2 separate regions of the Homo sapiens genome follow, and region 1 is linked to region 2. Evidence: read pairs that join two places in POLR2A ChIA-PET (ENCODE). Cell type or tissue: PC-9. All regions are shown on one strand. Each heading gives the region's core, and the rest is flanking DNA. Links, peaks and the distances in the headings are about the cores only.

Region 1 (5,365 bases), core at 168-5,167, 78 kb after region 2:
GAGGCAGATGAGCCTCCCCTGAAGCCCCCGAATCTTCCCATGCTGGACAGAGAAGGAAGGAAACGGCTCCCTCCTGACCCTCCCCAGCCGGCCCTGAGACCCCGAGCCTAGGATGCCCCCGAGCCTGGGATGCCCCCGAGCCTGGGATGTTCCCTGAGCCTGGGATGCCCCCAAGCCTGGGATGTTCCCCGAGCCTGGGATGTTCCCCGAGCCTGGGATGTCCCCGAGCCTGGGATGTCCCTGAGCCTGGGATGCACCTGCTTTCTTTAGGTCATTTTGGAGAATGTGCTGGCCATCAAATCCCTGGTCACCCTCCCTCCCAGGGGCTAACACTGCCCTGGGGGGACCCTTAATGGGACACGTGGAGCCGGTGCGTGGCTCAGGCCCTACGGCTGCTGGGAGGCGTGGTTTTGTGGTTGAGAACTGTAGGAATGTCCCTGATGTTATCGGTCAGATCCGTCCCCCATAGTTGTCTCCATCCTGAACCATAGAATGTCCCTGACGTGGTCAGTCAGATCCACCTCCTGAGGGGTCAGGGTCCTGAACCATAGAATGTCCCTGACGTGGTCGGTCAGATCTGCCTCCCCAGGGACTCACACCAGCCCCTTTTTCAAGAGAAGGAAGCGCCATTGTTGGTTTCTTTTTACACCAAGTTTTGAATTCAGGAGTGAAGTCCTAGTTATTAAATTTTTTAAAAGCACACAAAACATGTTTTAAATATTTCCCTTATTAAAGGCAAATGCGCCTGCCTGGCCACTCAGCACATTTTTTTAAAGTGTCCATGGGCAGATCAGCGGTCCCCTCATGTTCCTTCTGAAAGGAACGCGCTGTGGGTTCCTGTGCAGCCTGTCAGCCCTCCCCGGCCCAGATGCCAGTGCCTCTGTGGTGCCACTTCCCTGCAGGATTCGCAAGGGTAACAAAATCCCCAGCCTTCTGGAATCTTCTCCCTCCAGGGGGATGCCCCTGATGCCCACAGTGTGGTTAGGCCTGCCGAGTTTTAGCCCCCTGGGTAGGGCTGGCCACGTGTAACTGTGTGGTTTCAGGCCCGTGGGTAGGGCTGGCCACGCATGACTTCAGGTGTTTCAGGCCTATGAGTGGGTCCTGGCCATGAGGGACTGGGTTACCAGCCCTGTAGACTTGTTGCAGCCGGGGATGCTGTATGTCTGTCAGAATTTCACAGCCCCAGGTCTGAGGGGACACGTACCATCCCACACTAGGACAGAACATTAGTGGGAGCCGCTGCTGTGTTAGACATGAGCAGAAGCTTCACAATGCTGGGCCTGCGGTAGTCACGGAGATTCGTGGACCGTGCTGTGGTTTGTGGCCACAGTTCTCCCCCCGCTGTGGTGTGCATGGCCCCTGAATCCACTTTGTGCCCCTAGATCATGAGCAATCCATGGAGACAGGGTTCTACATTTGCCCGCCGTGCACAGACTGCTGGTGCTGGGCCTGTTGTGGGCAAAGGGGACAGATGGTGCTGGAGCTGAGAGTGGCAGCAGCCACATAGCTCCTGGGTGCACACAGCAACTCCTGGCTCCCTCCTGGCACAGAGCGACGCCTGGCTCCCTCCTGGCACAGAGCCTGGGGTCATGTAGCTCCTGGGTGCACGCAGCGACGCCCAGGCTCCCTCCTATGTAAGAGCCTGGGGTCATGTAGCTTCTGGGTGCACGCAGCGATGCCCAGGCTCCCTCCTATCTAAGAGCCTGGGTCTGAGTCCGGGCCCATGGCCTTCCGCCTTCCTCTGCCTGCCCATTACCACTGGGAGACACTCATCTTTATTCCAAAGCCACAGGCTGGTCTGACGTGTTTGAAACGTGCCCTGTGGGCTGAGCCTTGATGGAGACTCTGGGAGGCGCTGCAGGCTCCATTCTGCTCCTGGGGGAACAAAGCGTGGCCTGTCATCTTTGCTCCACACGGGCTGCCCGCCGTCAGCTAGAGCTGTCCTGATGCTGTTTTTCAGAGTTGACCTCTGGAATGCCAGTAACCTGAAGTTTGGAGATGAATTCCTGGGAGAACTAAGGATCCCGTTGAAAGTCCTGCGGCAGTCCAGCTCCTACGAGGCGTGGTAAGATGATGTTGCACCTGCAGACTTCCGCATCTCTGAGAGCCACAAAAACACGTGCTGCCTCTGAGTGGAAAGGCACAGAGGCCACATGTGCTGGTCCTCGGCTGTGCCCAGCACCCACCTGCTCTTACTTTGCATGTAGCTCTGACGAGCTCTGGCTTGATGAGTTTCTGCCCCACAGCAGGTGAGAAATGGCAGGTGAGGAGAGGCAGCAGGGATCACACTGAGCAGGGACTCACAATGGCTGGCACCTCAAAACAAGACAGGGAACGTGGGTGAAAGCGGCCCTAAGCCACGAGCAGCTCACGGGGTCTGATCCTGGGTGAAAGTGGGACCCTGAGCCGCGAGCAGCTCGCAGGGTCTGATCCTGGGCGAAAGTGGGACCCTGAGCTGTGAGCAGCTCGTGGGGTCTGATCCTGGGTGAAAGCGGGGCCCTGAGCCGCGAGCAGCTCGTGAGGTCTGACACCAGTAGGGGAGGGCATCAGCAGCCGGTGCAGGAGCCCAGAATGCGCACACAGCAGGGCTGCGCCGCGGCTGCGCTCCGGGTCTTGTTCTGGGCCCTCGGCAGCACCTCCTGTTGAGGGCGCATTACAGGGTTCTCTACTCCCCTCTGCACGTCTAGACCTCAGTGGTCGGCTCTGACCCAGAACCCACCCCAGGACATGTTGTGTGTTGCTGCCTCCTGCCTTTCTTTCCTGTTGTCTCCAGGTGCTTGGTGTTTTGGTGGAAGGAACAGGCCATTGTTTCATTTTATCTCCAGTTCATGTGTGTCCCTTAGCGACAGGCAGCTCCTGAGAGGGCCCGGAGTCACGGGAAGCGTGCACTCCCAGGCGTGGACTGTGTGCCGGGGCCTCGCACCCCATGTGTCCCTCTGCCATGTGTGAGGGCAGGTTTCCATCCCAGAAACCGTGAAACACGCGTGTCTTTTGATTCTACGAAGACGGCACGGGCACAGGCCCCCTGAGCTGAGTTAGGCTTCCTCCTATGCTGAATGAATCCCTGGCCCTGGTAGCCAAGGCAGCCACCACATACCCCAGAGAGCCCCAGGGTGCTAATGCCTCGCACACAGGCTCTACCTACCTGGGGCGATGGGGGGCGGCTAATGCCTCAGACACAGGCTCCACCCACCTGACCGGGGTTGCTAATGCCTCGGACACAGGCTCCACCCACCTGACAGGGCTGCTAATGCCTCGGACACAGGCTCCACCCACCTGGCGGGGGCTAATGCCTCGGACACAGGCTCCACCCACCTGACAGGGCTGCTAATGCCTCGGACACAGGCTCCACCCACCTGAGGGGGGCTAATGCCTCGGACACAGGCTCCACCCACCTGAGGGGGGCTAATGCCTCGGACACAGGCTCCACCCACCTGACAGGGCTGCTAATGCCTCGGACACAGGCTCCACCCACCTGGCGGGGGCTAATGCCTCGGACACAGGCTCCACCCACCTGGCGGGGGCTAATGCCTCGGACACAGGCTCCACCCACCTGACAGGGCTGCTAATGCCTCGGACACAGGCTCCACCCACCTGAGGGGGGCTAATGCCTCGGACACAGGCTCCACCCACCTGACAGGGCTGCTAATGCCTCGGACACAGGCTCCACCCACCTGAGGGGGGCTAATGCCTCGGACACAGGCTCCACCCACCTGACGGGGGCGCCAATGTCTCAGACACAGGCTCCACCCACCTGGCGGGGGCTAATGCCTCAGGCACAGGCTCTATCCATCTGAGGGGGGATCTAATGCCTCGGACACAGGCTCCACCTACCTGACAGGGGTGCTAATGTCTCGGACACGGGCTCCACCAACCTGACCGGGCTGCTAATGCTGCAGACAGGCTCCACCCACCTGACGGGGGCTAATGCCTTGGATACAGGCTCCACCCACCTGATGGGGGCGGGGCCTCGGACACAGGCTCCACCCACCTGAGAGCTTAGACTGCCTGGCCCACAAATGAGAGCAGAAGAGGGCTCCTGGGTGACTGCGTGGGGTAGAACCAAAGATGGAAGAATGTCCGGGCAGAAAACGTCTCTTACAATGACCAGGTGCCCAGGTGGCCTGCCAGGCTCACTAGCCCAAGGCCCCCACCCCGTGACATCGGGAGCCACGGCACACTTTGGTTGAGATAATTTTCATTTCCACCTGCTGCTGACACTGCTGGGTGTGGGTCTTAGGGCGGGTCACTGACCACTTCTGTGCCGGTTCCCGGAAACCCGTTCCTGCCACGTTCCACCCCCATCCCCCTCCGCGTTTCCCCCCTTGACTCCTGCGCCTTTGGCTCCAACACTTGCCTCCTGGGGATCCCCGGTGACCAGCCCTGCTGGGGGTCTTCGGTGGGGAGTCCCCAGGGGCTGCACTCTGAGGGGTCCTACAGGATCACCCTCCTGACCAGTCGACCTCAAGCAGGCAGCTGGGCTTCCCTGAGAGCTGCTCCTTGGCAGATGCAGCCTCATGCCTCCCCTCCATGTGTCCCTCCCACCCAGGTACTTCCTCCAGCCCCGGGACAATGGTAGCAAGAGCCTAAAGCCAGACGACCTGGGCTCCCTGCGGCTGAACGTGGTATACACGGAAGACCACGTGTTTTCTTCTGACTATTACAGCCCTCTGCGGGACCTGCTGTTGAAGTCTGCGGATGTGGAGGTGCTTGTCCACGCCGTGGCCTGTGGGTGTGGGCAGGAGGTGCCACCTGCCTGGGGCCCCACCCTACACCCGGGCCCACCCCAGAGGGCACCTTCTCCCTGAGGGGGCCTTTCCCACGCCTCCCAGCCTGGCCTGTTTCCCGTCCAGATGCCTGGACCCCTTTGCTGGGGGCACTGGTCCGTCGACAGTTAGAGCCGTGGGAGCCTGGTGATGCTAAGGACTCTCCGGGTTGTTCGAGGGGGACCCCATCATCAGAGTCCCTCTACCGGCTCAGGGGCCCTAGAGCTGGCTGCATGGGGGGGTCGCTAGAAGGAGGTGCAGATGCCCCTCCAAGGGTCCAGCCAAGCAGCAGCAAATGGGAAGTTTGGTGTTTTTGTGAATGTGTGTGTTTCTGTCTCAGCAAAGAGCCGTATCTATTGTGGCTGGAAGTGAGACCCCAGCCAAGGTGGGGACAGGCCTCTGGGGTTCCTGCACCCCGGGCCCTGGCACTGACCTCACCCCTCCCCGCAGCCCGTGTCAGCGTCTGCGGCCCACATCCTGGGCGAGGTTTGCCGGGAGAAGCAGGAGGCGGCCGTCCCGCTGGTGCGGCTCTTCCTACACTATGGCAGGGTGGTGCCATTCATCAGTGCCATCGCCAGCGCGGAGGTGAAGCGGACCCA
Region 2 (5,365 bases), core at 149-5,148:
CCATGGGGTGGTGCTTAGACACTGTCTCAGGGCGGGGCCCAGCACGGGCAGTGGCTGGCAACTCTCCAGCCCTGAGGGGTTCCTCCTGCCTCTGTCCTTCCTGTAGAGGTGCAGTCCCCTGGTGGGCCGTGGGGGTGCAGGGGGTGCTGGGGCCACTGCCTACCCGTCCTGGTTGGGGGTAGACCTCGCTGGGCAGAACCCCTTCCTAGCACATGGCCCAGGGGTCTGCTTGCCAGTTGGATTTTCCCTTCCCTTCCCTCTGAAATTCCCTGGTTCTTCAATTTTGGTCCCTTTTTCTGGGCCTCTCTGACTTGTCTGTAACAGAAGTGCAGAGAGGTTTGGTGGCTGCCGTTGGCCGGGACACAGGCCTGCAGAACCCGCCTTGCTGGTGACTGCACAGGCCATCCATGTGGGTGTGGGGAGCCCCTGTCCCTACACCCCCGGCTGCTCCTCAGGCCCCCAGGTGTGTCCAGCCTGACACAGGCTGACGCTCACCCCCTCACCTGCGGTTTCAGTCACATGTGGTCAGCCGTGGTCCAAAAATGTTAAATGGAAAATTCTAAAAATAAGCAATTTCTGAGTTTTTAAAATTGTGTGGCATTCTCAGTAGCAGTTGAGGCCCCGCAGTCCACCTGTCAGTCACTAGCAGCCTCTCCAGGTGGCGAGAACACAGACGCATGGGGCCCGGGCTCCACGGCTTCCGGTGTCCCTGGGGCCTTGGAGTGTTTCTCGAAGGGTACACAGTTCCCAAACGGCTGGACATTTAAACAGGTCCGGGCAGCAGAGAGACCGAACCAGCCTGGGATTTTCCGAGTTGAGGCTGTTTGCCCAGGTGTCCTGGTGTGGGATGTGCTTTCTGGCATTTTCCATGGAAGCCACGTCAGCCGCCTTCTTCCCAACTGCTAGGGCCGGCTGCTGCACTTGTCTTGGAGGTGGTTTCCAGAACAAACTTCCAGCCAGCCGTGGGGCGCAGCGCAGGGGGACTGGGCCCAGACGGGGGTCCCTGGCTGCTCTGAGCATCACGTCCTCCGCCTGACAGAGCCCTGCCTCCAGGACCTTCCTCCCCTTTCCAGGCCACGCTGACCAAGTGCTTTGCAGGCGGGCGGCTCCTGGGTGTTGCGCACAAGAGTCTAAAATCTCCTTTCAGAATGCTTGGAGGGTGCTGTGCACCCCATGGCCGAAGCTCTGAGGGTGCCCCAGGACGCAGTGGGGAGGGTCGGGGCCGAGGGGCAGCCGCTGGTGCTGGCACAGAGGCATCCACATCGGCGCGCCCTCAGCACCGCGGGCCGGGGCGGGGCAGAGTCAGAGCTGCGTCTCCTGCGAGCTCCTCCATTTACCATTCGGCGTCTTCCTATTGCGCAGAGTTTGGAAAGCCTTGCTGTGTTCAGGTGTGGCAGTGTGGTCTCTCCACCCTGGCCTGCCGCTCTTCCAGAGCAGACGCTTTGCAAACCTGCAGTTTTTCTTGCTTGATTAGGACAATAGTTTTTAAACAGCATTAGAGTTAAGGAGATAAAACTGTGCGTGTGAGCATCGAGTGGAGCATGTGGGGGCTGTGGGGGGCTGCAGGGGGGCTGTGGGGGGGCTGTGGGGTGGGGGCTACGGGGGGCTGCTGTGGGGGGCTGTGGGGGGGCTGCTGTGGGGGGCTGTGGGGGGGCTGCTGTGGGGGGGCTGTGGGGGGGCTGCTGTGGGGGGCTGTGGGGGGGCTGCTGTGGGGGGCTGTGGGGGGGCTGCTGTGGGGGGCTGTGGGGGGGCTGCTGTGGGGGGCTGTGGGGGGGCTGCTGTGGGGGCTGTGGGGGGGCTGCTGTGGGGGCTGTGGGGGGGCTGCTGTGGGGGGCTGTGGGGGGGCTGGGGGGGCTGTGGGGGGGCTGTGGGGGGGCTGCTGTGGGGGCTGCATCTCAGGCGCTGACCCTGCATTTGGGCCAGTTTTAAACAGAGCCGTACTTAGGTCCCAGGCAGGGAGGGAAAGGAGGGAGACGCGCTGTGTGAACACAGGTCTGAGAAGCGCTGACCAGAGGCCTGAGTCATTCCCGGACACCCCGGGGAATCCAAATGTGCCTGGAAAGGGAGAGGCAGTCGCCCTCCCTCCCCGACCCAGCACCCACCCACAAGACACGCTATTTCTGTACCGTCCCTGTGTGATGGAGGCCTGGGAGTGGCTGCAGCCCCGCGTGTCCCCATGCAGGGAGGAGCTTCGTCCCCGGCTCAGGCCTCAGCAGCTGCCTGTGGCTTGGGAGCGTCTGCTGTGCTTCTGGCTCTGACCTTCACTGCTGTTCTGACCTTGAGAAAAGGAGGGGTGGTCTGGGGGGCTCGGGTGGCCGGGCCCCGACTGCTGTGGTCTGGGGGGCTCGGGTGGCCGGGCCCCGACTGCTGTGGTCTGGGGGGCTCGGGTGGCCGGGCCCCGACTGCTGTGGTCTGGGGGGCTCGGGTGGCCGGGCCCCGACTGCTGTGGTCTGGGGGGCTCGGGTGGCCGGGCCCCGACTGCTGTGGTCTGGGGGGCTCGGGTGGCCGGGCCCCGACTGCTGTGGTCTGGGGGGCTCGGGTGGCCGGGCCCCGACTGCTGTGGTCCGGCATCAGTGGGCGTTGCTGCCTTCTGGCCTGCGGGGCCACTCTGTGCAGCCTCTTTTTCTTGTGCTGCTGAAGCAAAGGTTAGAGTGTAGCCCAAAGCTCTGTTAAAATAAATTTCAGAGCTTTTATTTCTTCATTCTTTAAATCCCTTCTGAGGTCTTTCTCCCGCCCTTGTGCCTTCCACTGCCTCTCTCCTTGCTGTCTGGGACATCCCACGGGGTTCCTTCTTCCCTGGGTCTGGGCTGGTCTCTCCTCTGGACTCTCAGCCGGCCTCCATGCCCCTTGCCCTTCCTGCCTCCCCTCATCCCGGCCATGGGGTTTCCTACATCTTGTTGGGAGGGGGCCGGCCAGCCCCATTCCACACACACACACCCTTAACGTCCTGACCCCAGCCCACCAGGTCTCAGGGCTGCAGCCCTGCTGCACTTTCGCCTGTTCACGTCTCTGCCTCAGGGCTGGCCTGGGCGCCTGCAGCCCTGCTGAACTTTCACCTGTTCGTGTCTCTGTTCCCCCATGGCTCTGGTGCAGACCCCTGGATGTCGCTGGTGTGAGGCCTGGCTGGGCACGCAGACCCTGGGATCCTTAGCGCCTGCTGACCCGCACCTGGGTCCCTGTTGCCTTGTCCGCCTGTTCTCTGTCCTCTCAGCTCTGCCCCCAGGGTAGAGGGCATGGCCTCCCGTTTGATTTTTTTTCCTGCTGTCTTGGCTGGGCCTGGCTCGTCGCTGATGAGCTGTTGACCACAGGCTGCCCGCTGTAGCCCTGTGTGCTGTGTCTTTAGCCAGGTGCCGTGCTCCCCTGCAGCCCCCAGACTTGGGGTTTTGGCCCTGGGGTCCACTTGGGCCTCTCTGTGCTGGCAGCCGGCCTGGGCCTGGATGGGGGCTGTAGCCCCTCGGCGTGCTCAGCTGAGGGCTGAGAGCTGCCTTTGTCTGAGGTCTCCATCTGGGCCCGCTTTGTTCCCAGGGGTATCCACTCTCTCGCTGGTGGTCTCCCTGGACCCCCTGTGGTGGGGCCCCGGCCGTCTGCACTGCTGCACGGCGTGCACAGGGTCACGAATGAGACAAGACCCCATGGTGGGGCCTTGAGACCCAGGCAGGGCCTTCCTGAGGCATCCACTCCGCATAGGCTGCGTCCCCCGTCCTGTCGGCTGCCCACTCTCTCCCGCCTCTTGCCCTAGAAACCTGCACATCAGCTCCCGTCTCAGCGTCTGCATCCCGGGCAACTGTGTGGCCCTGCAGAGGGGAGCCATTCTGTAAGATGGACTGGGACGAGGAGAAGGACGGCAGCCTTTGTGGCCGGGCACTTCCGTTCTGTGATTGCTGCTTCATGTAACTGCTCTCTTCTGGGAGAAGGAACTCAGAGGGCGTTTAGATGCTTCAGGAAGACACTTCTGGTGGGGTTTTCAGGCTGCATCATGCCTTTCTTTGAGAAACGCCCTGAGGCATCTATTTGCTGCCTGCCTCTTCGCTGTGACGTTCTGTCTCATGTAGCAGCGATGGCGTCTTTTGGACCATTGCCCTGAATCGGGAATAGGATGGGTGTTTGGGTGTTTGCTCCTGGCGCCCTGTGGGGATGCACACAGCATAGCCGGGCAGGTTGCCGGCTGCTTGTAGACTTGCGGCTTTTCAGGACACACTGGCACCTGCCGTCTGACCTTATCTGCAGGGTATTTTATTGCTCAAGTTAACTGAAGCAGAGATGAGTGACAGTACTAAGACCACCCAGGCCTCTCGCCCCTGGACAGTTCCCAGTTAGCTCTAAAGATGCTCATTTGGTCAGCCCATATCTGCGGAGAACTGCTCGGTTCAGGAGGGGATGTGTGCACACAACTATAGCTGCTGTGCCTGGTGGAAGGGGAAGTGCCACAGCCTCAGTGACAACTGTGACGCCATGAACACTCAGGGACAGGTGTGGTGGCTTTGGGGGTGATCTGGGAGCCTCGTGGAGGAGCAGACTCAGAGTGGCCTGGTGCACGGGAAGGATTGAGACACAGAGGAGGGCACTGCAGGCGGAGAGAACGCATGTTCAAAGGCGCACATGTTGGCAAACACGGAGTGCGTTTGGCTGGGGTGTAGGGCGAGTACGTCCGAGGGAGCAGCGAGATCGGCCTGGACACAGACGGACGTTGCTTGTAGGGGCTCCAGAGCCTGGCTGAAGGGTCAGTGCTTCATTCGGTGGGTGCTGGAGAGCTGTTGAGTGCTTTGGGGGACGAGGAGGGAAGGGTGGTCATAACTGTGGTGGAGACCCGCACGCTAGTCAGTGTGGTGCTACAGTATTTAGAGAATGGAAAGGGAAGGCGTTTGGGAAATGGGTCATTTGGCTGGAAAGGAGCAGTTGTTCCCATAGGAGCAATCGGGTTATTCCAGGCTGGAACAGTTTGAATCACGGAGGAGGGTGAGTTGTACCCAGGACATGGATGGTCAGCCAGAGCTCATACTCTGTGCAAACTTCCCGGCCAGGGTCCCCAGTACTGAGCGCTATGAGAAGGTGGCTTCAGGCAGGAGGTCGGCTCACAGATGGGCAATGCACAGGGTTCCGAGCCGGGCGTGCAGAATCACCCAGTGTCGGACAACGGCTGAGATGCTGTTGAGGTGACTGTGAGAGAGGCGATTTGCTAGAGGAGGCATGGGTCGGTGAGCAGCTCTCAGACCCGATCCTGCGCCAGGGTCACCCTGCATTTTCGAGAACGTGGACTCCCAGGCAGCACGCCGGGGTGGGCCTGCGCACTCCCTTCCCAGCACACCGATGCCGCCAGGGCCACCTGGAGAGCACCCCTTTTCCGGCACACCGATGCCACCCAGGC

Evidence for each region. ChIA-PET counts read pairs that join two places held together with the same protein. Peaks named below come from ENCODE experiments on the same cell type or tissue, not always from the same donor. Only the 100,000 strongest peaks of a DNase experiment are listed, where the experiment ranks them.
Region 1: POLR2A ChIA-PET joins it to region 2 with 7 read pairs; 2 of 35 experiments call an interaction of 5 or more read pairs at or near these places.

The regions. Positions count from the first base shown.
Region 1 is chr13:114,018,104-114,023,468 of GRCh38, reverse strand. RASA3 (RAS p21 protein activator 3) reads left to right here. Exons shown (of 24, transcript NM_007368.4): 9 at 1,961-2,065; 10 at 4,550-4,706; 11 at 5,217-5,365. Among named protein-coding and RNA genes, the nearest start is that of C13orf46, 47 kb to the right of the region's middle. In PC-9, for the core only: no CTCF peak of the experiment used is centred there; no DNase peak of the experiment used is centred there.
Region 2 is chr13:114,096,135-114,101,499 of GRCh38, reverse strand. All of the region lies in intron 1 of RASA3 (RAS p21 protein activator 3), which reads left to right. Among named protein-coding and RNA genes, the nearest start is that of RASA3-IT1, 11 kb to the left of the region's middle. In PC-9, for the core only: no CTCF peak of the experiment used is centred there; a DNase peak (open chromatin) is centred at 2,039.